Linked DNA regions of Homo sapiens: region 2 is linked to region 1. Evidence: read pairs that join two places in POLR2A ChIA-PET (ENCODE). Cell type or tissue: B cell. All regions are shown on one strand. Each heading gives the region's core, and the rest is flanking DNA. Links, peaks and the distances in the headings are about the cores only. Region 1 has its middle 24 kb from the start of ELOVL3. Region 2 overlaps GBF1 (golgi brefeldin A resistant guanine nucleotide exchange factor 1).

What was found. Peaks named below come from ENCODE experiments on the same cell type or tissue, not always from the same donor. Only the 100,000 strongest peaks of a DNase experiment are listed, where the experiment ranks them.
Region 2: POLR2A ChIA-PET joins it to region 1 with 7 read pairs; 2 of 35 experiments call an interaction of 5 or more read pairs at or near these places.

Annotation. Positions count from the first base shown.
Region 1 is chr10:102,193,973-102,210,122 of GRCh38, forward strand. No RefSeq gene overlaps it. Among named protein-coding and RNA genes, the nearest start is that of ELOVL3, 24 kb to the right of the region's middle. In B cell, for the core only: no CTCF peak of the experiment used is centred there; a DNase peak (open chromatin) is centred at 7,469; H3K27me3 peaks cover 226 bases.
Region 2 is chr10:102,333,042-102,349,191 of GRCh38, forward strand. GBF1 (golgi brefeldin A resistant guanine nucleotide exchange factor 1) reads left to right here. Exons shown (of 40, transcript NM_001377137.1): 4 at 11,010-11,141. It overlaps LOC107984263 (a long non-coding RNA gene), which reads right to left. Exons shown (of 2, transcript XR_001747574.3): 2 at 14,173-14,518. Among named protein-coding and RNA genes, the nearest start is that of NFKB2, 55 kb to the right of the region's middle. In B cell, for the core only: no CTCF peak of the experiment used is centred there; no DNase peak of the experiment used is centred there.

The DNA of each region.
Region 1 (16,150 bases), core at 5,966-9,965:
TTGCAGTGAGCTGAGATCGTGCTACTGCACTCCAGCCTGGGCGATAGAAGGAGACTCCAAAAAAAAAAAGAAAAGAAAAAATAGATGTTTCAGTTAATCTCTGTGCTAGTCCCCTCACACAAAGGATAATACAACATCCCACTGCTAAGACTTCTGCTACAATTATGAGAGATGTAAGGATTGAAGCTACCATGTACCATGCCTTTCCTTTTTTTTTTTTTTTTTTTTTTTTTGAGATGAAGTTTCACTGTAGCCCAGGCTGGAGTGCAGTGGTGCAAACTCAGCTCATTGCAATCTCTGCCTCCCAGGTTCAAGCGATTCTCCTGCCTCAGCCTTCCAAGTACCTGGGTCTACAGGCACACACCACCATGCCTGGCTAATTTTTGTATTTTTAATAGAGACAGAGTTTCATCATATTGGCCAGGCTGGTCTCAAACTTCTGAACTTATGATCCGCCCCACTCGGCCTCCCAAAGTGCTGGGATTATAGGCGTGAGCCACCATGCCCAGCCACCTTTCCATTTTTTTTTTTTTTTTTTTTTGAGACAGAGTCTCATTCAGTCGCCCAGGCTGAAGTGCAGTGACGCGATCTCGGCTCACTGCAAGCTCTGCCTCCCGGGTTCAAGCCATTCTCTTCCTGAGTAGCTCCTCCTCTCCTCAGCCTCCCGAGTAGCTGGGACTACAGGCACCTGCCACCACGCCCTGCTAATTTTTTTGTATTTTTAGTAGAGACGGGGTTTCACCATGTTAGGCAGGATGGTCTTGATCGCCTGACCTCGTGATCCACCCGCCTCGGCCTCCCAAAGTGCTGGGATTACACGTGTGAGCCACCGGGCCTGGCCCACCTTTCCATTTTTTAAACCATCTTTCTAGCCAGTCTATAAATGGGTCATCAATCCCAGCATTTTCTGCCAGTTTGTTGGCTAGGGTTGTTAGCCCTTGTAATGCCTTTGTGATAGTTCTATCTGGGGCAGTATTATTGGGAATGAAAGTACAACATTTTCCACCTAGCATAACACATACACCTCCTTTTTCTGCTAATATCATATCTAATGCAAACCTGTTTTCCTAGGCTGGTGGCATCTAACTGGCTAGCCACCCCCTTGAGGGCATCTTGAGTATAATGAATGTCTGTTGATTATAATAGATGTAATTAATCCAATCTACTTTTTTGTTAATAGTTGACCAGCAGAAGAGTGCTGACTCAAACCCCACAGCTATTTGGTTTTGGGCCTTGAATTAATTAGGCACCCCCCTGGGGACTCACTGTGTCAATGTAGATATTGGGATTAAAGGAATTTGTTAAATGTCTCCGGTTTTGGTGGCCATGTGAATTTTCAGGTATCTTATGGAATGCCAGGGTAAAGGGAACAGCCAGTTGGACTAAAGCACAAGTACCGGTCCAATTGGACCGTAACAGGTTATGGAGGTTCCTCTTCCCACAGTACCACCAGACATCAGCCCAGGGTATATGGAGAACTGAGTAATTGCCATTGCCTGACTCACCAGTGACGTTTAGGATGTGGGTACAAGTCAAGAGTTCTCCCATGGACTTATTGAACTCAGCCTCCTGCCTGGAGAGACAAGAGGAGTGGTTCATACTCCCTATAGAGAATGAGGGGATTGCTGTGGGATCCGACCTCTGCAATGCAGGAAAGAGTAATGACAGACTCTTACAAGTCTCATCTCCCCATGCATTCTTGTCCTGGTATAGAGCCAACATGCAATGCATTCCTTCAGGATTGGTATCCCGTCCTAGGGGAAACGGAACCACCTGTGCTTGTGGTCATCCTGCAGCACACATGTAGCAGTTACTCTTGTTGAGGGCTTGTACCAAAAATTTGACCTATTTGACCCAGGCATTCACATCTGCTTACCCTGTCTCAATTTCTTTTGCCTTTTTCCCCCTTCTTTCCTTCCTTCCTTCCTTCCTTCTGTCCTTCCTTTTTCTTTCTTTTCTTTCCTTCTTTCCTTTCTTTTTTTTGAGATAGAGTCTCACTCTGTTGCCCAGGCTGGAGTGCAGTGGCACAATCACGGCTCACTGCAACCTCCGCCTCCCAGGTTCAAGCTATTCTCCTGCCTCAGCCCCACTAGTAGCTGGGATTACAGGCACATGCCACCATGCCAGGCTAATTTTTGTATTTTTAATAGGGACGGGTTTTCGCCATGTTGGCCAGGCTGGTCTCAAACTCCGGGCCTCAGGTGATCCACCCGCCTTAGCCTCCCAAAGTGCTGGGATTACAGGTGTGAGCCACCGCACATGGCCCCCGTCCCAATTTCTAAGGTTTGCCTTAAATCCTTCAATTATTTCTATTCTTTTAGGATTATTGTTGGGTGAACTAGAGTGTTTGTTGGGGTCTGGAGTTGGAGTGGTCCCAGGCAAATGAGAGGTTGAGTTCTCGACTAACTTGAGGATAAATCTACCTAAAGGATCCCTCCCAATAATATCTGCCCCTAACTCATATACTCAAGATGCTACCTCTGGCTTTTGGTTTAAAATGACTGGGTTGTCAATAAAGATGAGTATAGCATTACATTGTAGATTCTGACAATTATTTGGTGGGGAGCCCTTGGACAGTTGTATTTTATTATTTAGGGCCCTCCAAGATGGGGTTACCCACCCCATATTGACAGTCCAACCCTGGTATTTGGTGGTCCAGCAAACATCATCCCAGCTAGGTCAGGGACTTGCCCTACGGTAGCCTTTGTCTGGTTCAGGGCAGAGATATACTTATCTGCCTGTGAAAGCTGCCTCTGGTTTTCTAAACTTCTACAGGATAAAATTTGGCAGGCATCAAACTATAGTTTGGGGTGCTATTGTTCTAGTCACATTAATCACCAATTTGATCGGGTAGGAAGGGGTCTCCTGCCAATTTCCATTTTGACCTTCCACCCTTTGTATAGTAAGCCATCCCAACCACATTAATTTCCAAAAGTAGGGCCTTCCCATGGTCTTCTTTGTTAAGTTTTTTTTCAGACTCAACTTTAAAGATTTCTCGGGTAACTGATACACTTTCCACTGGTCTTTCTTCCTCCCTTCTGGGGTTTCTTTTACCAGTCTCTTGACTCATGTATAGTGAGTCCACCCCCGTTCAGCTTTTCATACAGCTGTCTTGGTGGTCAGGAGCACTTGATAGGGAACTTCCCAGCTGGGTTGGAGCATATCTTCTTTCCAAGTCTTAATCAGCACCAAGTCATTGGATTGGAAGTGGTGAACTGTGAACTCAAGAGGCAGGGTTTGAGTTAGAAGTCCTTTTAACCTAAGGGATGACAAGGTGGAGTATATGGCCAGTATATAATTTCTTAAGAATTGGTCCTTGGTTTTCATAGTAGGAAGATCTGTAGCCCTGCCCAAATATTGGAGTCTGTATAATAACTCATATGGGGACAGTCCCAAGTCTGTTTTTGGGGGCTGTCCTTACCCTAAGGAGTGCTACTGGAAGACATTTGGTCCAAGGAATTTTAGTTTAGTTTAGTTTTTTTTTTTTGTTTTTGAGATGGAGTCTCACTCTGTCGCCAAGGCTGGAGTGCATTGGCGCTATCTCGGCTCACTGCAAGCTCCGCCTCCTGGGTTCACGCCATACTCCTGCCTCAGTCTCCCAAGTAGCTGGGACTACAGGCGCCCGCCACCACGCGTGGCTAATTTTTTGTATTTTTTAGTAGAGATAGGGTTTCACCGTGTTAGCCAGGATGGTCTCAATTTCCTGACCTTGTGATCCACCTGCCTCGGCTTCCCAAAGTGCTGGGATTACAGGCATGAACCACCGTGCCCAGCCGAATTTTAGTTTTTAAGATTAGTTTGGTAATATGCTTTTTGAGAGTTTGATTCATTCTTTCTACGTTTCCAGAGGAAGGGGGATGCCAAAGGGTGTGATAATCCCATGTAATTTGTAAACCTTCCGTAATTCCCCTTAATACCCTTGAGGTAAAATGGCTCCCATTGTCTGAATCAGTATTTTCTACCAAGCCAAATCGGGGTATAATCTGCTCTAAGATTATTTTGATCACATTCGTGGCAGTAGCTGTTGGAAGGGGAAAGGCTTCCACCCTGCTGGAAAGGTAATCTGCTATCACCAGCAAATACTTTAGTTTTCCTACTTCAGGCATTTCTGTGAAATCTACTTGAATGCTCTGGAATGGTCTCAGTCTGGGAGGTCTTCCTCCTGTGGCCTGTTTTCTAATTACCTTTTTGTTTGTCCTTTGACAAGTTACACAACTTCCACATATTTGTTTAGTGAGGGTGTGGATCCAGTTATTCCTAGGTATTCCATCACACAGAGCCTGGGGTTCCCAATGACTCCCTTTGCGTAATATAGACATTAGTTCTGTCATCAGGGGTTTACTTATCATTTCTCTCCCATCAGGAAGTACCCATTTCCCATCTTTAGTTCGAGTGACCCTCTATCCTGTCTAATTCTTCTTTCTTCTCTCTGGTAAGCTGGGGTCTTCATACTACCTTAGGGATGTCTGGGATCAGGCTAAATAGTCTAATTTCTTTCTCCAGGGAGGCTTGCTTAGCAGTTTCATCTGCAAGCCTGTTTTCTGCAGCTTCTATAGTGTTTCCTTTCTGATGACCATTTACTTTTATTTTTATTTATTTATTTATTTATTTATTTATTTTTGAGATGGAGTCTCTCTCTTGTCTCCCAGGCTGAAGTGCAATGGCGTGATCTCAGCTCACTGCAACCTCCACCTCCCAGGTTCAAGTGATTCTCCTGCCTCAGTCTCCTGAGTAGCTGGGATTACAGACACCTGCCACCAAGCCTGGCTAATTTTTGTATTTTTAGTAGAGACAGAGTTTTGCCATGTTGGCCAGGCTGGTCTCGAACTCCTGACCTCAGGTGATCCACCCACCTCGGCCTCCCAAAGTACTGGGATTACAGGTGTGAGCCACCACGCCCAGCCTGTCTGATGACCATTTATATGAACTATGGTTACTTCTGCTGGAAGAAGGAGGTTTCTAAAACCTGTCTGACCAGTTCCCCAAGTACCAATTCTTTTCCCTTGCTATTTATTAGGCCCTGCTCTGTCCAGATTTTTCCAAAACTGTGTACCACCCCATAGGCATATTTAGAATCAGTATATATAGTGCCTTCTTGGCCTTCAAGGAGCTTTATGGCCTGGTTAAGAGCATATAATTCACAAGTTTGGGCTGACCAGCCATTAGGTAATCTACCTTCCTCACATAAGGAGTGTTTATTTTTATTAATGACAGCATGACTGTTATGTTTCTTGGCATCTATCACTCTGGATGACACATCCACAAACAGGCTTATCCTACCATGTAGGGGAGCTTCTCTAAGGTCTGGGCTAACTTTGATTTGGTATTCTATGATATCTAAGGCAGTTATGGACTGATGCCTCTTTGTTCTTCTCTCCTTTCCATAAGAAACTGGCTGGATTCAGGCAAGTATCTGTTGTTATGACCAAATCATCTTTTTCTAGTAACATGGCTTCATATTTTAGAATCCAAGAATCCATTAACCATCTCTTGGCTTTTTGATTTAATATATTCCTGACCCGATGTGGGGTGCTCACTGTTAGGCCCCAGCAAAGGTTAACTTTTGACTCTCATCTGCCAGCAGGGCTGTGGCAGCTACTACTTGCACACATTTGGGCTATCCTCAAGAGACAGGATTGAGAAGCTTGGAGACAAAAGCAACAGGTTGCCTCTTCCCTCCCCAGGTTTGAGTGAGCACCCCAAGAGCCACACCCTGGTCTACTGTTACAAATAGATGGAATGGTTTCTCTAAAGATGGGAGGGCCAGGACCGGGGCTGTAAGGAGGGCCTGCTTTAGCTCTTTTGTGTCTGGAATTGGTGGGTTCTTGATTTCACTGACTTCAAGAATGAAGCCGCAGACCCTTGCGGTGAGTGTTATAGTTCTTAAAGCCAGAGTGTCTGGAGTTTGTTCATTCTGATGTTTGGATGTGTTTGGAGTTTCTTCCTTCTGGTGGGTTCGTGGTCTCGCTGGCTCAGGAGTGAAGCTGCAGACCTTCACAGTGAGTGTTACAGTTCACAAAGGCAGTGCGGACCCAAAGAGTGAGCAGCAGCAAGATTTATTGCAAAGAGCAAAAGAACAAAGCCTCCACAGTGTGAAAGGAGACCCGAGCAGGTTGCCACTGCTGGCTGGGGCAGCCTGCTTTTATTTCCTTATCTGGCCCCACCTACATCCTGCTGATTGGTGCATTTTGACAGGGTGCTGATTGGTGTGTTTACAATCCCTGAGCTAGACACAAAAGTTCTCCAAGTCCCCACAGAGCACTGGTTGGTGCATTTACAAACCTTGAGCTAGACACAGGGTGCTGACTGGTGTGTTTACAAACCTTGAGCTAGACACAGAGTGCTATTGGTGTATTTACAATCCCTTAGCTAGACATAAAGATTCTCCAAGTCCCCACCAGATTAGCTAGACACAGGGTGCTGATTGGTGTGTTTACAAACCTTGAGCTAGGCACAGAGTCCTGATTGGTGTATTTACAATCCCTTAGCTAGACATAAAGATTCTCCAAGTCCCCACCAGATTAGCTAGACACAGGGTACTGATTGGCGCATTTACAATCCTCTAGCTAGACATAAAAGTTCTCCAAGTCCCCACCAGATTAGGTAGGTACAGAGCACTGATTGGTGCATTTACAAACCTTTAGCTAGACACAGAGTGCTGATTCGTGCGTTTACAATCCTTTAGCTAGATGTAAAAGTTCTCCAAGTCCCCACCAGATTAGCTAGATACAGAGTGCTAATTGGTGCATCCACGAACTCTGAGCCAGACACAGAGTGCTGATTGGTGCATATACAATCCTCCTGCTAGACATAAAAGTTCTCCAAGTCCCCACCCGACTCAGGAGCCCAGCTGGCTTTGCCTAGTGGATCCCTCGCCGGGGCAGCGGGTGTACGCCTGCATTCCTCAGCCCTTGGGCGGTCGATGGGACCAGGCACTGTGGAGCAGGGGGTGGCACCTGTCGGGGAGGCTCAGGCCATGCGGGAGACTACTGCAGGGTGGGGGCTCGGGCATGACGGGCTGCCATTCCTGAGCCCTGCCTTGCGGGGAGGCGGCTGAGGCCCAGAGAGAATTTGAGCATGGCACAGGCGGGCTAGCAGTGCTGGGGGACCCGGCGCCCCCTCTGCAGCTGCTGGCCCAGGTGCTAAGCCCCTCACTGCCTGGGGCCGGCGGCGCTGGCCGGCCGCTCGGAGTGCGGGGCCTGCCAAGCCTGTGCCCACCTGGAACTCGCCCTGGCCCGTGAGTGCCACATGCAGCCCCGGTTCCCGCCCATGCCTCTCCCTCCACACCTCCCTGCAAGCAGAGGGAGCTGGCTTCGGCCTCGGCCAGCCCAGAGAGGGGCTCCCATAGTGCAGCTGCAGGCTGAAGGGCTCCTCAAGCACGGCCAGTGAGGCCGAGGAGGTGCTGAGAGCCAGCGAGGGCTGCGAGGGCTGCCAGCACGCTGTCACCTCTCACTTTCACTGCCTGAATTTCCTCTGGGGACTACTGCAAAGGATCAGGTTCCTCTTCTTGTGACTTGAGATACAGGATCTTTGTCTTTTGAGCACATGAGTCAATCCATAACCTCCAGTAGCCAGTTAAACCTAAAAATTTTCAGAGTTCTTTCTTTGTCTTAGGCAGAAGCCCACTATTCCTGGTATTCTTTCTGGGTTTATTCTCCACCTCCCTTCATTAATCAGGTATCCTAAATATTTAACTTATTTTTCTACAAACTGCAATTTGTTCTTAGAGATTTGCAACCCCCTTTCTCCTAGGGAATTAAGCAAGCTTATGGTGGTTTCTGATACTTTGGTCTTCCTCTCCCTAGAAATTAAAAGATCATCTACATATTGTAATAACTGGTTTCCCCTGGAAGGTTGGAATTCCTTCAGGACTTTTTCTAAGATTTGACCAAATAAGTTTGAGGCATCTGTGAAGCCTTGTGGCAGCACAGTCCAGCAGTACTGTTGTTTTCTGCCAGTTATGGGATTTTCCCATTCAAAGGCAAAGAGATCCCTACTCCTAAAGTCTAGGGGACATCTTTTCTTTCCTGCTCCTCTGTTAGGAGGCCCATCATTACTTTTATTTGTCCTTCCTCTATTCCTAATCCTAAACCCAATCTCACAATCAGGTCTCAACTCAGGAGGTTAGTTGCCTGCTTCAGGAACATATAAGAGTGACCCCTCTATTTGTTCTGGTCCTAATCTAATTACCATTTTCTTGAATATCAGAACCTGAAATCCCTCCCCTTTTACCCCTGATACTGTCAATTTTTCCTTCGAGTCCTGTACCCCTTGGTTGATTAATTAGGAAGGAGAGAGACAGCCCAGTATCAAGCAAAAATGTTACTTCTTCCCCATCGGGTCCCACCCTCAAATTTATCAAGAGTTCCTGGTGGGACCTACTTACAAGGAACCCCTGACTCCCTAATCTTCATCAAAAGTCATACAGTGGATTACTTCTCTTCCTTTTTCCATTCTGGACATTCTCTTTTAAAATGTCCTGGTTTTCCACACTTGTAACATCCACTTACAGTCTTAGGAGTTTTTCCTTGTATTTCTCTTCTGTCTTTTTGCTGAAACCTAGTATTTTCTTGTCTCCTCTGAGAGGGGTCTTGATCTAACTTCTTCCTGACTACCTCCTCTGCAGTGGAAACCATTATTTTCGCTTTTTGTTTCTGTTTCTCCTCTTCTCTTCTCACAAAGATCTTTTTGAGCTTCCCTCAGTAATTCCTCAATTGATTTTTCATTCCAACCATCAATCTTCTGTAATTTTTTTGTAATGTCAGGCTAGCTCTTAGTTACAAAGTTAACATTCAAAAGGCCTTGCCCTACTGGGGCCTCCAGATCTAATCCAGAGTATTTTCTCATCTGATCTCTGAGCCTCTGCAGGAATGCAGAGGGAGTTTCCTCTTTTTCTTGTTGAATCTTTGAGACATTTGAGACATTTTGTGTCCTAGAAGTCAATTATTTGATCCCTTTAATTATTAGTTCCCTGAGGTCCTGCATTTGGGCCTGGTCCCTGGGATCATTATTATCCCATTCGGGATTGACATTTGGAAATTTTTTGTTTGGCTGGCAAGACTCCTTTCCTCGGAGGATGTTGCCTCTTCCAGATGGTCATTGCCACCCTCCTAATCATTCCTCTTTCTTCTCCTGTGAATAAGATATTCATGATAGGCATTATTTCAGTCCAGGTATAAAAGCTGGTCCTAGGAATTGGTACAACTTGTCTGCTAAATGAAGGGGATCCTCTAGGAGTGGTTTCATTACCTTCTTGAAATTCCTAACTTCAGTACTTGTAAGAGGAGCGTTTACAAAGCCAATCTCTTTCTGTCCTGTGGGAACTTCCCTAAGAGGGAACATGCTAGATGTTTGCTGTTTGGAGGGGATAGGGAAGTTCTCAATATCTCTTTTACATTATTCTAATTCTTTTCTTAAATTTGGATAAGGGTCTAAAGGAGCAGTTGGTTCAGCTCCCCCATGGTCTCCAGGTCTTTCTTTCTCTAACTCTCCTGCTGCCCCTTGATCTCCCTGTCCCCTATTTTGTGAGACATATGGAGGGGGCTCCCATGATAGGGGGTCCCAGGGCTTTTCACTGGGCAAGGGCTTTTTACTAGGCTCTTTTTCTTCTTCTTTGAGGGGGGAACATGGGGGCTAATTCCTTGATCCCACAGACAGCATAACCTATCTTCTCCTGTGCAGATGGGGTTTTATCATTCACATAGAGAATTAAAGCTTGGCACACCCAATCCTCATCTGAGCCAACCTTAGGCCAAAAGACTGAAGGCTTATGAATGGGGTCTTTGGGTCAGGTAAAACAGCAATACTTTATCAACTTTTGCTTTTCCTTGTCCCTGGCTGCAGGGTTGTCCCTCCAAACCTGCAACATTCATTCACCCCAAAGGACTATCTGGGGGAATGTCAGAGGGAGTCTCTTTGGCTCCCTCTTTCCTTTGTCCCTAGGCCTAGAATTTCTGTTTCCCATTTTTGGCCAGTCTCTGTGTCTGGGCCTTTCCCTATGTACTCAACCCTCCTACTGGAGGTTTCTTGCACACCCTGAGAATCGCTTCATCTGTTTCCTGCCGATTCCCTCGCAGGAGAACGGAACTGTGGATTGGGACTCCGTGCTTGCTTCGTATCTAGGGTATGTCTCAGTCACACACACTCAACCTCCAAAAATGCCCAACCACCAAGGTGGTACTTACAGTCTGGTTTTCCTACCTTGGCTCATGCACAAGGTTGCCTGGTTGCCATAGTGTCTGCTTTTCTCCCTATGTCACCTCTGCTGCCTGCTGAATAACAATCTCAGGTTTGTCTATGGCCTATGTGGGGAGCTGGGACACCTGCACAGAGCGGGCCACCTAAAATTGGGTGAGATGTGTCTCCCCTCTTGGCTGGAGTCCCATTCCATGCAGGCACAGAGATCCTGGATGAGCCCCCAAGTTTGTGAGAAACGCTCACCTGTCCAAAATCAAATAATGGACTCAGAGACAGGAAGTGCAGCAGAAGCAAGACTTTTAATGGCAATCTTGCAAGATCAGATGTCTGGTAGGCAGGCACACCTGGGGCAGTTACAGCAGGTAATTTATCTCCTAGCATGCAAGTCTTTCCCCCAGTTCCTTACTGGTTGAGTACTACAGGGTTACAATCTTCCCAGACGTCACCTAAGTTTCATTATCCCCTTATAAGGTTATACTCTGGTCCCCTTCCCTGCCTATGTTTCAACTTCCCAATAATGAAACTTTCTCACCTTTTATGGGCTGACCCTTCTTCTACATCTTGTTCTCTTATGATGATTTTCTAGGTGCATGAGCCATTCAGTTTGTCACATCTGCAGGGTGGCTGCTAGTACATAGATTTATCATGCCCTGAAAATGAACCATTTAAATGTTTTTTCACAATGGCATATACCCTAAATGCCCTGACTTGATCATTACATATGCTATGCATATAACAAAATACCACATGCACCCCATAAAAATGTACAAATATTATATATCAATAAAAAATTTAAAAAAAAAGAAAAAGGGAGAAAGATGTTGAATCTACAACCACACTTTACAATCTAAGGAAGTAGAAAAAGAAAAACAAATGGTAGCAGAAAGAAAGAAATGAAGACTAGAGCAGAGATAAATGAAATAAGAAATAGAGAAAACAATAGAGAGAATCAATAAAAACCAAAAGTTGTTTGTTTGAAAAGATCAACAAAAGGCTGGGCTCGATGGCTCACGCCTGTAATCCCAGCACTTTGGGAGGCTGAGGTGGGCGGATCACGAGGTCAAGAGATTGAGACCATCCTAGCCAATATGGTGAAACCCCATCTCCACTAAAAATACAAAAATTAGCTGGGCATGGTGGTGTGTGCCTGTAGTCCCAGCTACTTGGGAGGGTGAGGCAGGAGAATCACTTGAACCCGGGAGGTGGAGGTTGCAGTGAGCCAAGATAGTGCCACTGCACTCCAGCCTGGCGACAGAGAGGGACTCTGTCTCAAAAAAAAAAAAAAATGTTCAACAAAATTAACAAACCTTAGGCCAGATGCAGTGGCTTACATCTGTAATCCCAGCACTTTGGGAGGCCAAGGCAGGCAGATCACCTGAACTCAGGAGTTTGATAACAGCCTGATCAACATGGTGAAACCCTGTCTCTACTAAAAATATAAAAATTAGCTGGGCATGGTGGTGCATGCCTGTAATCTCAGCTACTCAGGAGGCTGAGGCAGGAGAATCACTTGAACCCAGGAGGTGGAGGTTACAGTGAGCTAAGATCGTGCCGTTGACTCCACCCTGGGCAACAAGAGTGAAACTCTATCTAAAAAAATAAAAATAAAAATAAAATAAAATTAGTGGTGGTCCACACCTGTAATCCCAGATACTCAAGAGGCTGAGGTGGGAGGATCGCTTGAGCCTGGCTGGTTGAGGCTGCAGTGAGGTGTGCCACTGCACTACAGCCAGGGTGACAAGAGTGAGACCTTGTCTCAAAAAAAAAAAAGAAAAAAAGGCCAGGCGTGGTGGCTCATGCCTGTAATCCCAGCACTTTGGGAGGCCAAGCCGGGTGGATCACCTGAGGTCAGGAGTTCGAGATCAGCCTGGCCAACATGGTGAAACCCCGTTTCTACTAAAAATACAAAAATTAGCCAGGTGTGGTGGCAGGCGCCTGTAATCCCAGCTACTTGGGAAGCCTGAGGCAGGAGAATCACTTGAACCCAGAGGTGGAGGCTGCACTGAGCTGAGATCACGCGATTGCACTCTAGCCTGGGCAACAAGAGTGAAACTCCGTCTCAAAAAAAAAAAAAAAAAAAAAAGAAATGCCTAGAATAGGCAAATTAATACAGACAGAAAGTGGATGAGAGCTTACCAGGAGCCAGAGGGAAGGTGCAATGGTTAGCTGTTGCCTCACAAGTACAGAATTTCTGTTTGGAGTGATGAAAAAGTTTTGGAACTAGTCAGTAGTGATGGTTGTACATTATGAATGTAATTAATGCCACTTAAGAATGGTTAATGTGCACATGTACCCTAAAACTTAAAATATAATTTAAAAAAACAACAAAAAAAAGAATGGTTAAAAGGGGCCAGGCATGGTGGCTCATGCTTGTAGTCCCAGCACTTTGGGAGGCCGAGGCAAGTGGATTACGAGGTCAGGAGATCGAGACCATCCTGGCTAACATGGTGAAACACCGTCTCTACTAAAAATACAAAAAAAGTTAGCCAGGCGTGGTGGTGGGTGCCTGTAGTCCCAGCTACTAGAGAGGCTGAGGCAGGAGAATGGCGTGAACCTGGGAGGCAGAGGTTGCATTGCGCCGAGATCGTGCCGCTGCACTCCAGCCTGGGCGACAGTGCTAGGCTCCGTCTCAAAAAAAAAAAAAAAAAAAAAAGAATGGTTAAAATGGCAAATTTTATGTTATACATTTTCATCACACAAAACAAAGACACTTTGGCAGCTGTAAAGAAACAAGACTAGCCGGGCACAGTGGCTCACACCTGTAATCCCAGCACTTTGGGAGGCCAAGGCAGGTGGATCACGAGTTCAGGAGATTGAGACCATCCTGGCTAACACGGTGAAACCCCGTCTCTACTAAAAATACAAAAAATTAGCCAGGCGTGGTGGCGGGCGCCTGTAGTCCCAGCTACTCGGGAGGCTGAGGCAGGAGAATGGCGTTAACCCGGGAGGTGGAGCTTGCACTGAGCCGAGATTGCACCACTGCACTCCAGCCTGGGCGACAGAGCGAGACTCCGTTTCAAAAAAAAAAAAAAAGAAACTAGACTCTAGGTTAAGGTTACTGAAGTAATCCAGGCTAAAGATCATCTTCTGTTTGTCCTTCCAGGTGCACACTGCCCTCTTCCTTGCTTTGTGCTCCAGGATGCTGACCTGTGTTGACTGATTAGCAGATTCTTAGGCCCTCTGGCTTCTGGTTGAATTTGACCAATGTGGAGCACTGGCAAGTGATCCAAGAGTGAGAGGAAAGTGACAGCAGGGTAGTCCCCTGGCTCCCAATCTTCAGGTTGCTGTGGGCTGCTGTATCCCTTGACCAAAGGTCACAGCTCCTGTCAGGCAGCCTTCTCCACAAAGCTCTGTCTCTGTATTGTATTAATAGTAATGGCTTGGCCGGGCGCGGTGGCCCAAGCCTGTAATCCCTGCACTTTGGGAGGCCGAGGTGGGTGGATCATCTGAAGTCAGGAGTTTGAGACCAGCTGGCCAACATGATGAAACTCCGTCTCTACTGAAAATACAAAAAAAATTAGCCAGGCCTGGTGGCCGGCACCTGTAATCCCAGCTACTTGGGAGGCTGGGGCAGAAGGGTCGCTTGAACCCGGGAGGCAGAAGTTGCAGTGAGCCAAGATCATGCCACTGTACTCCAGCCTGGGTGACAAGAGCGAAAATCTGTGTCAGAAAATAATAATAATAATAATAAAATAGTAATGGCTCCCTCCGCCATTCCTCCTAGGGGAAAAATGGCCCCAACTAGTCTAAGGCAGGGGGTAGACAGCACGGTCCATTTGTGTGTTTTCCTTTGTGTGTTTTCCTACATGAGTTTATTAGTTTAATAATTCCTTTATTAAGCTTTCATCAAATTACCCAGTTTGACCGTGCTGTCTATTTCCTGCCTTAGACTAGGATGGAGAGAGAGCACTAAATCTATGTGGAGGTAGAGCCTTGAGGTTTTGGTAGTTTGGATGGTTTGGCAAACTTGGCCCCTGGCTCTCAGAAAAGTTCTCATAAACTGGGGGAGACAAGACACATAGCTTAGAAAAAACACAAGATTCACACTCATAGCAAGTAATCATAGTGAAGTCCAGTATAGGCTCAATTTGCAAAGTGGCTGATAGCAGGTACTTAATGCACTAATTCGTCTGTTTTCCTATGTTGGGGACAGAATTGACTCTTCTTCAAGTATGAGAGAGGTTGGAAGTGTTTGGCTAGTTTCCACAGAAGACTCAGAATACTCAAGTGTCCCGAGAAACAGTGGAAATAGAGGTTCTTGGAAATGATCCCAGAAAACAGGTCTAATCAACTGGGTGAAGTGTCAGGATCCAGACAGTGACTTATAATGGCTCAACCTCCAAACCAGTGATCCTGAGATAAATGGGAACACCCAGCTGTGGATGTGTGCCGACTTCAGGGTTTTTGAAGCAATACCCTGTTACATCCATCAGCTGTCCTCCTGAACCTGTTCCCTCCCTGAAGCCACGTATGGAGCAAAAAGAGTATATTTCTCCATTACAGGCCCTGCCTCACTTATCTCCTCCATACTACTTCCCCACTTTCCTTGTTTTCCCCAAAGGCCTCTCTCCCACTCTGGCTCTCCCAGCTACACATATCAAACCTACATCTCTGCCAGGAGGCAGGGTGTCTGTGGTAGAGGAGTGACCCACACATTTGAGATTTTCCCGGGTCACACTGGAAACCCTGGATTCCTGCCTGGTTTATTTCCCTTGGATTCAATCCATAAAACCCTGATTGGTGTGTAACTCCCATAACATGATCCTTATCTCTTGGGCCCAGGACCCATCATCTGAGGCCTGCCAGCTGTTTCAGCCCAGGCTTTCATGCCAAGCTCTCGAATGGATGTGGCCAGTAAAATACAGTCTCCTTTTTTTTTTTTTATTTAAAGGCAAAACTCAATAAATGTTAGCTATTATTATTATTACTAGATTTAAAAAGTACCAATATGCTCATATAATAAATACGAGCTGGGCATGGTGGCTCACGCCTGTAATCCCAGCACTTTGGGAGGCCGAGGCAGGCGGATCACCTGGTCGGGAGTTCGAGACCAGCCTGACCAACATGGAGAAACCCCGTCTCTACTAAAAATAGAAAATTAGCCGGGCATGGTGGCGCATGCATGTAGTCCCAGCTACTCAGGAGGCTGAGACAGGAGAATCGCTTGAACCTGGGAGGCGTAAGTTGCAGTGAGCTGAGATCGCACCATTGCACTCCAGCCTGGGTGAAAAGAGTGAAACTCTGTCTCAAAAGTAAATAAATAAGTATGACCCACTTCACCAAATTTGAGTCTAAAAGGATGGTCACATTTCTCCTCTCTCTTTTTTTTGAGATGGAGTCTCGCTGTGTCACCCAGGCTGGAATACAGTGGTGCAGTCTCGGCTCACTGCAACCTCTGCTTCTTAGGTTCAAACGATTCTCCTGCCTCAGCCTCCTGAGTAGCTGGGATTACAGGCACGCACCACCACGCTCAGCTAATTTTTTTGTATTTTTAGTAGAGATGGGTTTTCAGCATGTTGGTCAAGCTGGTCTTGAACTCCTGACCTGATGATCTGCCTGCCTTGGCCTCCCAAAGTGCTGGGATTACAGGCGTGAGCCACTGCACCTGACCTCTCCTCTCTCTTTTTAAAAAATTCAAAGTTCAGTTTATTTTTATACCTGTTTTACTTTATTTATTCCTTACATAAGTAATATGTGCACCCAGAAAAATTCTAAGAAAGTCAAAAGGCCTGCCACTTTTCCCAACCCCCAAGTTTCCCTCTCCACAGATGCCCCTCTTACCAACTTCTTCCATGGACTTGAAGAGAGTCTATGCAATTACAGACACTGATATGTTTTTCCTTGTACAAATACAAGTTATATATTTTGGAGAGTGTCAATTCTTATTGAGTTGCCTAATTCTTCCCTTTAATTACTCCCAAACCTATTGAGGTATGTGTGTACTATCCTTTTT
Region 2 (16,150 bases), core at 7,657-11,656, 140 kb after region 1:
TTTTAGGGACCTTAAAGAATCTAGTTAAATTACTATCACCACCACCACCTTCCCCAGGAAATCCCAATGGATGAGGAAACTATGGCCCAGAGAAATGAGGTGTTTTTGCCCAAGGTCACACAGTTAATGACAGAATCAGAATTGGGCCTAGTGCATTTCTTTATTTCATATCTCCTGTTGTATAGGGCAGGGTCTATCTGGGTTTGACCCTTAAGCCCAGGCTAGGAAATACAGGTATGGGACCTGTCCGTTGACAGTGTTTTCTGGAATCCGTTCCTGAACCAAGCCTAAATTCCCACCTGTCCATTCATAGGTCTGGAAAACTTTGAAGCTGATAAACGAAGGTATGGGAGGTTTGGCAGTTATTCCAGAGGCTTCTGGCTTTGCCAAAGTTTAGCTTTGATTATTCTTTGGACCACTACCCCTCTTTTTTTTTTTTTTCTTTTTGAAACAGGGTTCCACTCTGTTGCTCAGGGTAGAATGCAATGGTATGATCAGGGCTCACCTCAGCTTCCTGAGTAGCCAGGACCACAGGTGCGCATGCCTGGCTAATTTTTTCATATTTTGTGCAGCTGAAGTCTCACTATGTCGCCCAGGCTGGTCTCGAACTGCTGGGCTCAAGTGATTCTCCCACCTCAGCCTCCCAAAGTGCTGGGATTACAGGTGTAAGCCACCACACCTGGCCTGGACCACTACTCTTGATGTCCTCTAGTGACCAAAAAGAACACAGCTTCTTCCTACGGAGCTTACCATACATCAGACATTTTTGTAGATCACTATCAATCTTGACTTTTGCAAGAAATATATTCCTGGGGTGTACAGCATAGTCAGAAAAGTAGCATATGAGACCTAACACTTTCTCCTAAAATGGAATGTACAGATACAGACAGAAAAGCCTAAAACCAAAAAGCTTTTGTCGTCTGTCTCTGGATACAGAAATGTTAGAGGGGTAAATGAACTAATTTCTTTTTTTATCATGCTATGATTTATTAGTCTGTTATACATGATCCATCTTGTGAATGATGGCATTCTGTCTCCAGGAACATGGGCCAATATTTGCAGGGTAAAGAACATGCATGGGAGCAGGCTGGTGACCCTCTAGAAAGCAAGAAGAGAGAAGTAGACTCTGAGGGCAAAAAGGTCGAGACAGGCATTTCTGAAGCCAAATGGTGTTGAAATAACATACCGCAGGCCTTTTTCCTTGTCAGCGTAATCCAATTGAGAATGCCCAACTGCCCCTGATAAGAGTCACTCAGGAGTGAAGAGCTTTGCTACCAGGGAAAGCAGCTTATGTGTGCATTTTGGCTCAGGAATGTGCCAGCCCAATGCTGGCCAAATGAGAAAAGGCTGCTGCGGCCTGGAGAACACAGCCTCCTGGGAGGATGGTGGCTGTTCCCTTGTAGCTTAGGAGAGTATTCTGTTTTGTCCAAGGGCAGTGCTTGAGGCCACATGTTGAGGCCTTTGACATAGATTATCAGAGATGGTAGCAGCTCTGACATGAGAAGAGAAAATAATGTCAAGATTCAGCTGGGCGCAGTGGTTCATCCCTGTAATCCCAGCACTTTGGGAGGCCGAGGCGGGCACATCACGAGGTCAGGAGATCGAGACCATCCTAGCTAATAACGGTGAAACCCCGTCTCTACTGAAAATACAAAAAATTAGCCAGGCGTGGTGGCTTGCGCCTGTAGTCCCAGCTACTCGGGAGGCTGTGGCAGGAGAATTGCTTGAACCGGAGAGGCGGAGGTTACAGTGAGCCAAAATTGCACCATTGCACTCCAGGCTGGGTGACAGAGCGAGACTTCGTCTCAAAAAAAAAAAAAAAAGTCAAGATTCATCCCCATTTTGGAGAGGTCACCTCATCATTTGGGAAGACAAGAGGTGTGGGACATCTGCAGATTCTCAGACAGACATTGGGCCAAATTGACACTTCTGTTTTAATGTCATAATATGGGGAGTGAAGCACCCTGCCCAGTCGTATTGAGTACAGTATGAGCAGACCACCACCAAGACATCTCCAAAGGGCTTCACTTTGCTTTGGGTTGAAGTGACTCATGAGCCTCTCCAGAAATAATTTAATAATTCTTGTTGTAATTTGTCACTGACTGTCCAGAAATTGGATCCGGATTTGATTCTGGAAGGATCCGAAGTGTTTTCTCCAATGGGGGGTTAGATTTCCCCTCCTTGTGCCCTTTTTCCCCCAGATGACTGGCTCATCTTAGAACATGGACCAGTCACCTTCAGAGCACCTCTCTACCTAATCTGCACTCTGTGTTTACTGGACTGTTTGTGCCTTGAGGTTGACAGTCTTCCAGGGCGGGAATTTTGGCTGCTTGGCTGGGGTGTCAGATGTCTCCTTGGTTGTGAAATTATTCAGCCTGCTTACTATGAGCAGAATCATGGCACTTTTCTCCTGAAGGACTCAGGCAGTTTTCACTCTTCTGGAGAAGATCCAGACAATTGAATCTCAGTTCCCAGCCAGGCTGAACCGTGAGATAGGACACCAGAAACCTTTCTGTTCTAGCCTTGTAGGAAGCAGTAAAGTCGGATGGCTACGAGCAGAGCTTTTGGAGTTGGATGGACCTGGATTTGATTCCTGTTTCCACTACTAGCTAGTGCTATGATCTTAGCTGGTGGGGACATCTCGTTATCCTTTCCAAGCCTCATTTTTATCTTCAAAATGGGGTTAATTATGAAGAGTGAAGGTATGTAAAGTGCATAGCACTTGGCATGGCGCAGGTAATAAATGTTAATGAGTACTTTAATAATTCATTTTATTAAAAGGAAGCCTGTTCTTTCTCTGATACCTTGGAGAAAGCTGAAGCCCTCAGAAATTAAAAGTGCTATCCCAAATTGTACCGTAAATATCAACCACCCGTTATCTCAGTATTTATCCTTAACTTGTGTTTGTTTTATGGTTTAGGAGTCAAAGGTAGAATTTTTATATATATATTTACTTAAATCTTAAGAAATGAACTGGTGGCCAGGTGCAGTGGCTCATGCCTGTAATCCCAGCACTTTGGGAGGCCGAGGCAGGCAGATCACAAGGTCAGGAGATCAAAACCATCTTGGCCAACATGGTGAAATCCCATCTCTACTAGAAAATACAAAAATTAGCTGGGTGTGGTGGCATGTGCCTGTAGTCCCAGCTACTCGGGAGGCTGAGCCAGGAGAATTACTTGAACCGGGGAGGTGGAGGTTGCAGTGAGCCAAGATCACTCCACTGCACTCTAGCCTGGTGACAGAGCGAGACTTTGTCTCAAAAAAAAAAAAAAAGAAAAAAAAAAAAGAAAGAAATGAACTGGTATACAATATAGAGAACACTGGACTGCTGTGACTCTAGAGCTAAAAACTAGAACAATATCTTAGTTATCTTTATTATACACTTTATTCCATGCATTGTACCAAGTGTTTTACATGCATCAAATGAGATAGTGTGTAAATTGCTTAATACCATGCCTGGCACATAGTATACGCTCAGTGAATGTTAGTTGCTATTATTATTTATTTTAAATGTAATTTATTTAAATTATCTAATACCCATTTACAAGTAATAAAATTAGAGACCCAGAACACTTAAGTAATTAAAGTCACATAGCTATTAAGTTGCAGAACTGGGATTTGAATCGTCCACGAAAGCCCATGATTCTACCTAGAGCCCTTAGCTTCTAGTCCTGGTTCCAATACTAACTGGCCTTGTACAAATTACTTAACTTCCCTAAATCTCAGTTACCTCATTATAAATTATTTTCAGGCCCTATTTTAGCTGTAATATCCTAGGATTTGGAGGATTTTCCTGAACAGTCAAAAATTATGACTTATTTTTGTAGGGTATGGTTTAATCTCTGAGTAACAGTTCCCTAGAAAACTGATGCAGCCTACAAACTGCTGCTTATACACAAAGAGATATATACAGAAGTTGAAAGTATTTTAAAAATTTTATAACAATGTGACAGTAGTTACATGTATGTTGATTCTAGTAATAAAAAAATTGGACTTTATGTTTTTAAAATTTTTCTAGTAATTAACTGTATTTTATAAAACTATGGGTCTGCACGGGCTGGGCGAGGTGGCTCACGTCTGTAATCCCAGCACTTTGGGAGGCCGAGGTGGGCGGATCACGAGGTCAGGAGGTCGAGACCATCCTGGCTAACGCGGCGAAACCCCATCTCTACTAAAAATACAAAAAGTTAGCCGGGCATGGTGGTGGGCGCCTGTAGTCCCAGGTACTCGGGGGGCTGAGGTGGAAGAATGGTGCGTGGGGGAGCTTGCAGTGAGCCAAGATCTCGCCACTGCACTCCAGCCTGGGCGACAGAGCGAGACTCCGCCTCAAAAAAAAAAAAAAAAACTATGGGTCTGCAGTGGATTGACATAAAGAAGAAAAAACTGCTCTTCATCACAGATAATTTGACAAGCACTATTCTAGATAACCATCTGAACATCTCACCAGGATTATAAATTCAAATTTGTTTGTTTTTAAATTACATGTTTACAAAAAGTTACCCCTTAAATTAGAAATATCCTTACTAAAGGCTGGACGTGGAGACTCACGCCTGTAATCACAGCACTTTGGGAGGCTGAGACAGGTGGACCACCTGAGGTCAGGAGTGCAGTTTGAGACCAGCCTGGCCAACATGAAGAAACCCCATCTCTACTAAAAATATAAAAATTAGCTGGGCCTGGTGGTACATGCCTGTAATCCCAGCTACCTGGGAGGCTGAGGCAGGAGAATCGCTTGAACCCAGGAGGCAGAGGTTGCAGTGAACCGAGATCACACCACTGCACTCCAGCCTGGGTGACAGAGCAAGACTCTGTCTCAAAAAGAAAGAAAGAAAGAAAGAAATATCCTTACTAGTGATGCCCCACTAGGAGTTCAACTTGCCCCCAACCCCACTTGTTGCAGAGTTGCTCCTGTTAGAGCTTCTCTTATGCTCCTGGCAATCAACAGTTGAACCTAGAGAGCAAAACTCTTGTTCTCCCTAGACAAAACTCTTTAAGGAAAGTTAACTTTATATATCATGATTCTCTTTTTTGGAAGAGGTAGGGAAGTGACATGATAATGAAGGTTCCTGGTGGGCTCATTAAAAAGTTTAACCCTTCTAGTTTTTCATCAGTAGGTTTCTATAAAGCACTGACTTACCAAATGAAAGTACTGGAATGAACATATCTTAGCAGTCATAGATTCCAACAACCTTCTTCTTTTTTTTTTTTTTTTTTTTTGAGACAGAGTCTCCTTCTGTCACCCAGGCTGGAGTGCAGTGGTGCAGTCTCGGCTCACTGTAGCCTCTGCCTCCCAGGTTGAAGCAATTCTCATGCCTCAGCCTCCAAAGTAGCTGAGATTACAGGCACGTGCCACCACACCAGGCTAATTTTTTTTGTATTTTTATTAGAGACATGGTTTCACTATGTTGGCCAGGCTGATCTGAAACTCGTGACCTCAAGTGATCCACTCACCTCGGCCTCCCAAAGTGCTGGGATTAGAGGTGTGAGCCACTGCGCCCAGCCGATTTCAACTATCTAATTTGACAGATGAAGGTCTTGGGTATCATATATCTGGCTATTGATAGGAGTGAGACTAGTCCATTGACTGAATTGTATGCTGTGTGAGGGTTACACACAGAGCCTCGGCTGGGTGCGGTGGCTTACACCTGTAATCCCAGCACTTTGGTAGGCCAAGGCAGGCGGATTACCTGAGGTTGGGAGTTTGAGACCAGCCTGACAAACATGGAGATACCCCGTCTCTACTAAAAATACAAAATTAGCTGGGCGTGGTGGCGCTCATCAGTACAGTGATGAGAGAAACCAAGAAGATCTGAATAATGGAGAGACATACCAAGTTCATGAATTGGTAGGCACAACATAGCAAAGATATCATGTCTCCCCAAATTGATCTATAGACTCAATGCAATTCCTTTCAAACTTCCAACAAGGCAAGTTTGTCTTAAATTGAAATGGAAAGGCAAAGGAATTGGAACACTGAATGATATTGGAAAAAAAAATGAAGTTGGAGGAATCACACCACTGTTATTAAGACTTAGTATAAGCCGGGCATGGTGGCTCACGCCTATAATCCCAGCACTTTGGAAGGCCGAGACGGGTGGATCACCTGAGGTCAGGAGTTCAAGACCAGCCTGGCCAACATGGCAAAATCTCGTCTATACTAAAAATACAAAAATTAGCCAGACGAGGTGGTGTGTGCCTGTAATCCCAACTACTCAGGAGGCTGAGGCATGAGAATCACTTGAACCCGGGAGGTAGAGGTTGCAGTGAGCCGAGATCATGCCACTGCACTCCAGCCTGGGTGACAGAGCGAGACTCTGTCTCAAAAAAAGACTTAGTATATATCGGCAGGGCACAGTGGCTTATGCCTGTAATGCCAGCACTTTGGGAGGCTGAGGCGGACAGATCACAGGGTCAAGAGATCGAGACCATCCTGGCCAACATGGTGAAACCCCGTCTCTACTAAAAGTACAAAAAAATTAACTGGGCGTGGTGGCACGTTCCTGTAGTCCCAGCTACTCAGGAGGCTGAGGCAGGAGAATCGCTTGAACCCAGGAGGCAAGGTTGCAGTGAGCCAAGATCGAGCCACTGCACTCTAGCCTGGGTAACAGAGCAAGACTCCGTCTCAAAAAAAAAAAGACTTAGTATATATTTATAATAATTAACACAGTGTCGTGTTGTCAGACTTAGACACATAGATCAATGAAACAGAACAGAACCCAGAAGAGACTCACAAAAATATGGCCAATTTAATTTTTATTTTTTGGAACAGGGTCTTACTCTGTCACCCCAGGCTGGAGTGCAGTGGTATGATCACAGTTCACTGCAGCCTCAGCCTCCCAGGCTCAAGCAATCCTCTCACCTCAGCCTCCTGAGTCGCTGGGACTACAGGCACATGCCATCATACCTGGTTAATTTTTTTTTTTTTTTTTTGAGACAGGATCTCACTTTGTCACCCAGGCTGGAGTGCAGTGGCACGATCTCAGCTCACTGCAGCCTCTACCTCCTGGGTTCAAGATATTCTTTCACCTCAGCCTCCCCAGTAGCTGGGACTACAGGTGCGCGCCACCATGCCCCACTAATTTTTGTATTTTTTGGTAGAGATGGGGTTTCACCATGTTTGCCAGGCTGGTCTTGAACTCCTGACCTCAGGTGATCCACCCACCTCAGCCTCCCAAAGTGCTGGGATTATAGGCATGAGGCATGAGCCACTGCTCCTGGTCCATGCCTTTTTTTTTTTTTTTTTTTTTTTGAGACAGAGTCTCGCTGTGTTGCCCAGGCTGGAGTGCAGTGGCACGATCTCCGCTCACTGCAAGCTCTGCCTCCCAGGTTCACGCCATTCTCCTGCCTCAGCCTTCCTGAGTAGCTGGGACTACAGGCTCCCGCCACCACGCCTGGCTAATTTTTTGTATTTTTAGTAGAGACGGGGTTTCACCGTGTTAGCCAGGATGGTCTCGATCTCCTGACCTTGTGATCCGCCTGCCTCGGCCTCCCAAAGTGCTGGGATTACAGGCGTGAGCCACCACGCCTGGCCGTTTTTTTAATTATTTTCTGTAGAGATGATCTCACTATGTTGCCCAGGCTGGTCTCGAACTCCTAGACTCAAGGGATCCACCCACCTCAGTCTTCCAAAGTGCTGGGACCAGTGCCCAACCTGGTCAATTTATTTTTGACAAAGGTGCAAAGACAACTTAATGAGATATGTTGGAAACAGTAGGAAATTCTTAGGCAAAGGAAAAATGAGCCTCAATCTAAACCTCACACCTTATGCAAAAATTAACTGAAAATAGATCATAGGTGAAAAACATAAATCTGTAAACATTTTAGGAGAAAATGGGAGGGTGGAAATCTTTGTGACTTGGAATTAGGCAGAGTCAATTTAGACATTAAACCAAAACACAATCCATAAAATATTAATAAGTTGGACTTCATCAAGAGTAAAAGTGTCTGTTCTATGAAAGATGTTAAGGGAATGAAAAAATAAGCTTAAGACTGGGAGAAAATACTTAGAAATAACTGTATCACTACTGAAGGACTTGAATTCAGAATAAAGAAGTCTCCAAACTCAATAGTAAGAAAACAATTTAGTTTAATAATGGATAAAAGACTTGAGCAGACATGTCACCCAAAAGGATATACAGACGGCAAATAAGCACATGAAAAGATGTTCAACATAATTAGTCATTAGAGAAATGCAAATTTAAACCACATGGAGCTACTATTACATACATACTTGAATCGCTTAAGTAAAAACACTGAAATACAAAGTACTGAAGAGGATGTGGAGAAACTAGAATTCTTATTGCTAGTGGGAATACAAAGTGATAAAATGACATTGGAAAAGAGTTTGACAGTAAAGCTAACCACACCTTTACCTTTTGACCCAGGAATCCTACCCCTGGGTACTTACCCTAAAGAAGTGGAAACCTGTGTTCACACAAACACTGATACACAAATGTTTATAGCAGCTCCATTCATAATTGCCCCAAACTGGAGATCCCACATGTCCTTCAACCAGTGAATGGATAAAGAAACTGATACATACAGGCAATGAATACTACTCAGCAGTAAAAAGAAACAAGCTATTGATATATGCAATAGCTTGGAAAAATTTCAGTCATCATGTTGAATGAAGGAAGCCAGTCTGAAAATTGGCTGTAAAATTACATGCTGTATAAATCATTCATTTAAAGAAAAGAATTAATTTTACCAAATTAGCAAAAAGAGGCTGAATGCACATCACCCTAGAAGTGTGGACCCCATATATAAAACTGCCCTACTCTTTTACCGTGAAGGAAGACATGAAGCAAGTATATAGTTGTAGCAACTAAATGAAATCACAGAAAATCTGTACCTGTCCCGATTCTCAAAGATTTTTTTCCTCTAGACTTTTATATGTCAAATATACCTCATGACCACTTTTAAGATAACAAACCAAATTGTACATAATTCATGCTCCTAAAGCAGCAAGACTAGATGACTTTACATTTTTTTATGTACTTTTTTTTTTTTTTTTGAGTCGGAGTCTTGTTCTGTCACCCAGGCTGGAGTGCAGTGGCGTGACCTCAGCTCACTGAAAGCTCTGCCTCCTGGGTTCACACCATTCTCCTGCCTCAGCCTCCCGAGTAGCTGGGACTACAGGTGCCCACCACCACACCCAGCTAATTTTTTTGTATTTTTAGTAGAGACCAGGTTTCACCATGTTAGCCAGGATGGTCTCGATCTCCTGACCTCGTGATGCGCCCGCCTCGGCCTCCCAAAGTGCTAGGATTACAGGCATGAGCCACCGTGCCCGGCCCTTTTATGTGCTTTTTAAAAGTACGTTATGTATTTCAGTTTTTCACACACACGCACACACACACACACACACTCACACACAGACACACACACACGTTCTTCTCTAGGTTTTTTCTGTAAATTTTACATCTCTAGGTGGGGGTAGTAGGGGAAGAGAAGCAGGTTTTTTTTACAGCTGATGTGATCACTGTACAGACAAGCTTGGAAAATGCTACCCAATCTGCCAATTAATTAAAGCGTTAATCTGAGGAGCAGCCGGGCCCAGGGAATGTTTACCCAGGGAGGAGTGGGGGTGGTAGGAACTGAGTAGGCAGCTCCCTATATTTGCATGAAAATGAAGGTGCTTAGGAAACCCTGCTTCCTTTTGTCTCTAAAGGTGGGGCAGCCTAGATCACATCCCTAAACACTTTTGGTCTCTTTAGGAAGCCTTTTAGGGAGCTGGTCTCTGAAAGATGAAAGCACAGCACAATCTAGAAAAACAAATTTAAATTCTGGTCAGAGTAAGGTAGGGAGTAAGTACAGTGTAGTATTCTTTGACCTAGAATGGAATCTTCTAAATTCAGGAGTAAAATTTCATCTATTTAGGTAGAATAGATGAAGGGGTTTTACAAGTTTTAAAACCACATAGGCTGGGTTCAAATCCCAGCTCTGCATATTAGTTGTGTGATTTGGGACTAATCATGTATCTTATCTGAGCCTTTTCTCATCTGTAAAATAAAGATTATCAATTGCCCCTTCATCTCAGAGCAGTTAGTTCTCTGCTAACTCTAGGCAGGAAACAGGCCGGACAGTGGTTACGAACTTCCAAGATTACAGACTGCCTCCATGACTAAGAGACTGCTCAGCCTTTTGTTCTTGTTAAACTTTTTTCTCAGCAAGGGATTATAAACCTCAGAGTTTCCTCTCACCCTCCTGGAATATGCTGCACTCTTTCTCTAAGAGAAGTGACCCTGACCATAACAGCAAAGGACATAAAGACAGGAGCCCACCTTGGGACCTAAGGGTCGCATTGGCTCTACCCAAGATGACGTTACCTATTTATATCACAGGGGAGGGTGGTGAAATGGGCATGGAAAATTGACTCACAATATTTGATGATATTGAAAAATTATTGTTAATTTTTAAAAATTGTGATAAAATACATATAATGCAAAATTTACCATTTTAACTGTTTGTTAACTCTTTAAGCATAATATTGTGGGCCAGGCACGGTGGCTCGCGCCTGTAATCCTAGCTCTTTGGGAGGGCAAGGCAGGGACAATTGCTTGAGCTCAGGAGTTCGAGACCAACCTGGGCAACATGGTGTAACCCCATCTCTACTAAAAATACAAAATTAGCCGGGCATGGTGACAGACGCCTATAGTCCCAGCTACTGAGGAGGCTGAGGGGCTTGAGCCCTGGAGGTGGAGGTTTGCAGTGAGCTGAGATCATGCCACTGCACTCCAAAGCAGGACTCTGTCTGACAAAAAAAAAAAAAAAAAGATAATATTGTGTTTTTGTTCTTTTTTTAAGATTCCTAATCTTTTAGATCTACATGCTGAAAATTTTACAGATAAAATGATACAGTGTCTGGGATTTGATTCAAGGTAATCCAGAGGGAAGAAGATTGACCCAACAACAAAGACCTCTAGCCTCATGGCACAAACAAGAAACTTTTTCCAGGGTTTAGTTTTCTCTTAGATGATACCTCTTCATTTCTGTGTATTTTCTTGCAGAACTCTCAGAAATTGAGCCCAATGTATTCCTTCGACCTTTTCTGGAAGTGATTCGCTCTGAAGATACCACTGGCCCTATCACTGGACTGGCACTCACCTCTGTCAACAAGTTCCTGTCCTATGCACTCATAGGTAAGAGCTCAGGCTTTGTTGCATGACCACAGCACTTCATTTCCCACCTTTCCTGGGGTGCCCAGGCCTTAGGCAATGAGCTGGTGATAGTGGGAAATTTTTTCCAGTCACCTCTTTTCTTGTAGAAGAGAAATAGGATTGTTGTTGGTTATTCATCATGCTAGCTGACTCACGTTGTACAGGGTGGGAAGGGCAAGAGAAGAAGTTTTCCTTGGCACTCTGGCTTCTCTATGCTTTGGAAAGAGTTAAGGGTATGGTACCTTACTCTTGGAAGTTTGGTTAGGTTTGTTTGTTTGTTTGTTTGTTTGTTTAGTTAGAGATGGAGTCTCACTCTGTCGCCCAGGCTGGAGTGCAGTGGTGTGATCTCGGCTCACTGCAAGCTCCACCTCCCGGGTTCATGCCAGTCTCCTGCCTCAGCCTCCCGAGGAGCTGGGACTACAGGCGCCCACCACCACGCCCAGCTAATTTTTTGTATTTTTAGTAAAGACGGGGTTTCACCATGTTAGCCAGGATGGTTTCGATCTCCTGACCTCATGATCTGCCCGCCTTGGCCTCCCAAAGTGCTGGGATTACAGGTGTGAGCCACTGTGCCTGGCCTGGTTAGGTTTATTTTTAAAGTTATTTTTTCAAACATAATGCATGCACATTATAAGAAGACAGACAATAGAGATGTTCAAAAGAAAAGTTAATTGTCCTTCCTGTACTTTCTCAATGTTCCTCCTCCTTCTTTAGGCAAATAGTGTGAACAGCCTAGTTTGAATCTTTATGTTTTTCTATGTCTTTATAAATGAAGTACCATTCCTTTTTAAAATGAAATAAGGCCGGGTGCGGTGGCTCACGCCTGTAAGCCTAGCACTTTGGGTGGCCAAGGCGGGTGGATCACGAGGTCAGGAGTTTGAGACCAGCCTGGCCAACATGGTGAAACCCCGTATCTACTAAAAATACAAATATTAGCCAGGCGTGGTGGCGGGCTTCTGTAACCCCAGCTACTGGGGAGGCTGAGGCAGGTGAATCGCTTGAACCCGGGAGGCGGAGTTTGCAGAGAGCAGAGATCGCGCCACTGTACTCTAACCTGAGCAACAGAGCGAGACTCTGTCTCAAAAAAAAAAAAAAAAGAATAGAATAAAATGAAATAAAAATAGGATTATGTGCTACATATTTTCTTTTTTCATTTAATGGTATTAACTTGACCAGGCACAGTGGCTCATGCCTGTAATCCCAGCACTTTTTGAGGCCGAGGCGGACGGATCATGAGGTCAGGAGTTTGAGACCAGCCTAACATGGTGAAACCCCATCTCTACTAAAAATACAAAAATTAGCCAGGCAGGGTGGTACGTGCCTGTAATCCCAGCTACTCAGGAGGCTGAGGCAGGAGAATCACTTGAACCCGGGAGGCGGAAGTTACAGTGAGCCAAGATCACACCATTGCACTCCAGCCTGGGTGACAGAGCAAGACTCCGTCTCAAAAAAAAAAAAAAAAAAAAAAAAAAGCAGATAGTATTAACTTAAATGTACATGATATAACTATTCATCTGATTTATTCTTTTATATTGTAGAAAATATATATAAAACTTGCTATTTCCATCAGTTTCAGTTTACAATTCATTGGCATTAATTACACTCACAATGTTGTGCAGCCGTCACCACCATCTATTTCCCAAACATTTTTATTACCCCAAATAGAAACTTAACATAATGGGGAGTTAACATTAACCAATAACTCCCCATTTCTCTCTCCCCTCAGCCCCTTGTATGATTTTTTTTACTAGCTCTATAATTTCCATAGTGTAATATAGATATAACACAATTCATGTGCTCATTCTTAATATTTAAGATTGTTTCCTATTGAAGTCATAAATAATGCTAATATAAGCATCCTTGATCACATGTCCTTATTAATAATTTTTTTAATTTTTATTTTTAGTAGAGACGGGGTTTCACCATTTTGTGCCACCACGCCCGGCTAATTTTTGTATTTTTAGTAGAGACAGGGTTTCACCATATTGGCCAGGCTGGTCTCAAACTCCTGACCTTGTGATCCACCCGCCTCGGCTTCCCAAAGTGCTGGGATTATAGGCATGAGCCACCATGCCCGGCCCCTTATTGCTAATTTTACTCTTGTATGAAAGATTTCTGAACTTGGAATTTCTGGATTAAAGACCACGTGCATATTGCATTTTTATAGCTATTACCAGGTTGCTTCCCCAAAAGGTTACATCATTTATACTTCCACCAGCAGTGATTGAGAATTTCTACTTCCTTACCCTGTCATCAGCACTGAATATTATCAGTTTTATTTGTGCCAACTTGGTAAGTAAAAAATGATATTTTGTTTTTATTTTTTGAGACAGGGTCTTGCTCTGTCACCCAGACTGGAGTGCAGTGGCACAATCACGGCTCACTGCAGCCTTGACCTTCGGGCTCAGGTGATCCTCCCACCTCCGCCTCCCAAGTAGCTGGGACTATAGGCACACGCCACCACACCCAGCTAGTTTTTGTACTTTTAGTAGAAGTGGAGTTTCTCCATGTTGCCCAGGCTGGTCTTGAACTCCTGAGCTCAAGAAATCCACCACCTTGGCCTCCCAAAGTGCTAGGATTACGGATGTGAGCCATTGCACTCAGCCTTTTGTTGCTTTTATTTCCTGGAGGCTGAACATTTGAATTTCCTGTCCTTCACTTCTTTTTTTAATTGAGTTGGGTTTGTTTTTCATGTCAATTTGTAGGAGTTCTTTGTATGGTAGGAATATTAACCCATTGCCTTTCATAGCATTACAATTATTTGCTCCTAATCTAGGCCAAATATTTCCCTTAATCTGTAGTTTATCTCTAAATTTCTTCATGGTGTCTTTCTTTGGATTTCTTTTTTAGTTGGTCTTGACACTCAATTTGGGAATTCATTTTCCCTGATTGGCAGCCCATGTACAAGGATGAAGAATATAGAAAACAGGCAGCTGTCTTTGTTTCTTAAGCAGGGAGACAAGAAAAGATAAGGCTCAGGCTTTAGCTAGCCAGAAAAGAAAATAGTCTTCAGTTCAGAGCAAGAAAACCCTTTATTCTAGAAATGTTGGATTTGCTTAGCTGATGCATTCAGGATCCTGAGCAGGAATCCTGGGTACCAACTAGCTTCTGAACAGGTGCATCAGCCTCTCCGACACCCTAGTCCCAGCTTCATACTTTTCCTAAACAAAATCAGGCCCAGCCACTTCCAGCCTTGCCCTGAGCACCACCTGCAGGTCATCTTTCTTCACAGCCTCCAGTGGCTGCCGCTGCTGTGCCTTTTCCCTCTGCTGTCTTGTTGGTGTTACTCTTTCCTCTTCCTGGACTTGGCAGACAGGCTGGTCATTGGAGACCTCAGGCCACCTGGTCATTGGAGTTTCCTGTGGTGGGAAAGGAGAATGCTGGAGGTGGTTATTGCAGTGGGCATGAGAAAAGGAGCAGGAAGGAGTGTATGAAAGCCAAGAAAGCAAAGGAGATGGGATTGGCAGATTTCCCTGAAGTTGGTTCCAGAGTAGCCAGAAGAGGAGGACATTTTAAAGAAGGGTTTAGGCTGCTCTTCTAGAAGAAAACTCCTGTCTCTTGCTCCTATGATCCAAGGTTTCAGGGATTATTTTAGATCCTCCAAGGACTAGCCTTTTGTTTGGCCCCATACAGCTGCCAGACCAGAATTTTTGTGCCATGGATTTCATGGGTTGCTAGCAAGCCTTGCCTATGGTTCTTGTCAAAGACCTGTCACTCTAGTCTGCCTTTTTATTTTTATTTTTTATTGGTTTTTATTGAGACAGTTCGCTCTGTTGCCCAGGTTGGAGTGCACTGGTGTGATCTTGGCTCACTGCAACCTCCATTTCCTGAGTTCAAGCAATTCTCATGCCTCAGCCTCCCAAGTAGCTGGGACCACAGGCATGCACCACCACGCCCGGCTAATTTTTGTATTTTTAGTAGAGATGGGGTCTCGCTGTATTGGCCAGGCTGGTCTCGAACTCCTGAGCTCCGGCAATCTGCCCACCTCAGCCTCCCAAAATGCTGGGATTACAGGCATGAGCCACCGTGCCCAGCCCATAACTGCCTGTTTAGAAAATTAACTTTGCTACTTCATTCAACCTCAGGGGACAAGAACTACAAAGAGATCAGTAGAGCTTAAACCCCATTAATGGAGTCTCTCTGAATCTATTCTGGTTGGGGGATGGAAGGAGTGTCTGATTCAAAGTAATAATTTAAAAGACACCTTAACAAGAGAGATTACTGAAAGAGAGGAAGAAATGGATCCCCAGGAGCCTTGTGAGATGGGAACAAGGCTACTATTCACTTATCTCTGAAATGCTACACAACACTGAGAAGGACCTGGGTTTCCTATGTGGGCCCTGGTGGCCTGGGTAGGGACTGTCAGGCAGGGCTATGAGATAGAGGCCCTGAGAGTATGGGATTTTTTTGTGCTGATCGGGAGAAACGTGGAGAGGTGGTGTGATAGGAGGAGCTGGGTCACCCCATTTTATTATATGTCATGAAACTGGCTTCCTTCTGCATGACCTCTAAAGTAACTACTCCCAGTGCTGAGTAGAAGGACACTGTAAATAGGACAAAGAAAGTCTTGATGTGGTGTCGGAGGCTAATGAGGACAGAAGAAAAAGAGGAAACATTCACAATTAGTAAAAGACTTCTGGCTTATCATTGCAAGAGAAATGTTTGGGGGCCAGGCACAGTGGCTCACACCTGTAATCCCAGCACTTTGGGGGTCCAGGCAGGCAGATCACTTGAGCCCAGGAGTTCAAGACCAGCCTGGACAATATGGGGAAACCCCATGTCTATAAAAAATACAAAAATTCTCCTGGCATGTTAGCACACATCTGTAGTCCTAGCTACTAAGGAGGCTTAGGTAGGAGGATCACTTGAGCCCCAGAGGTCGAGGCAGCAGTGAGCCATGATTGCACCACTGCACCCCAGCCTGGGCGATAGAGCAAGACCCTGTCTATTTAAAAACAAAAAAAGAAAAAAAAAAGTTTAGGTTCTCAGCC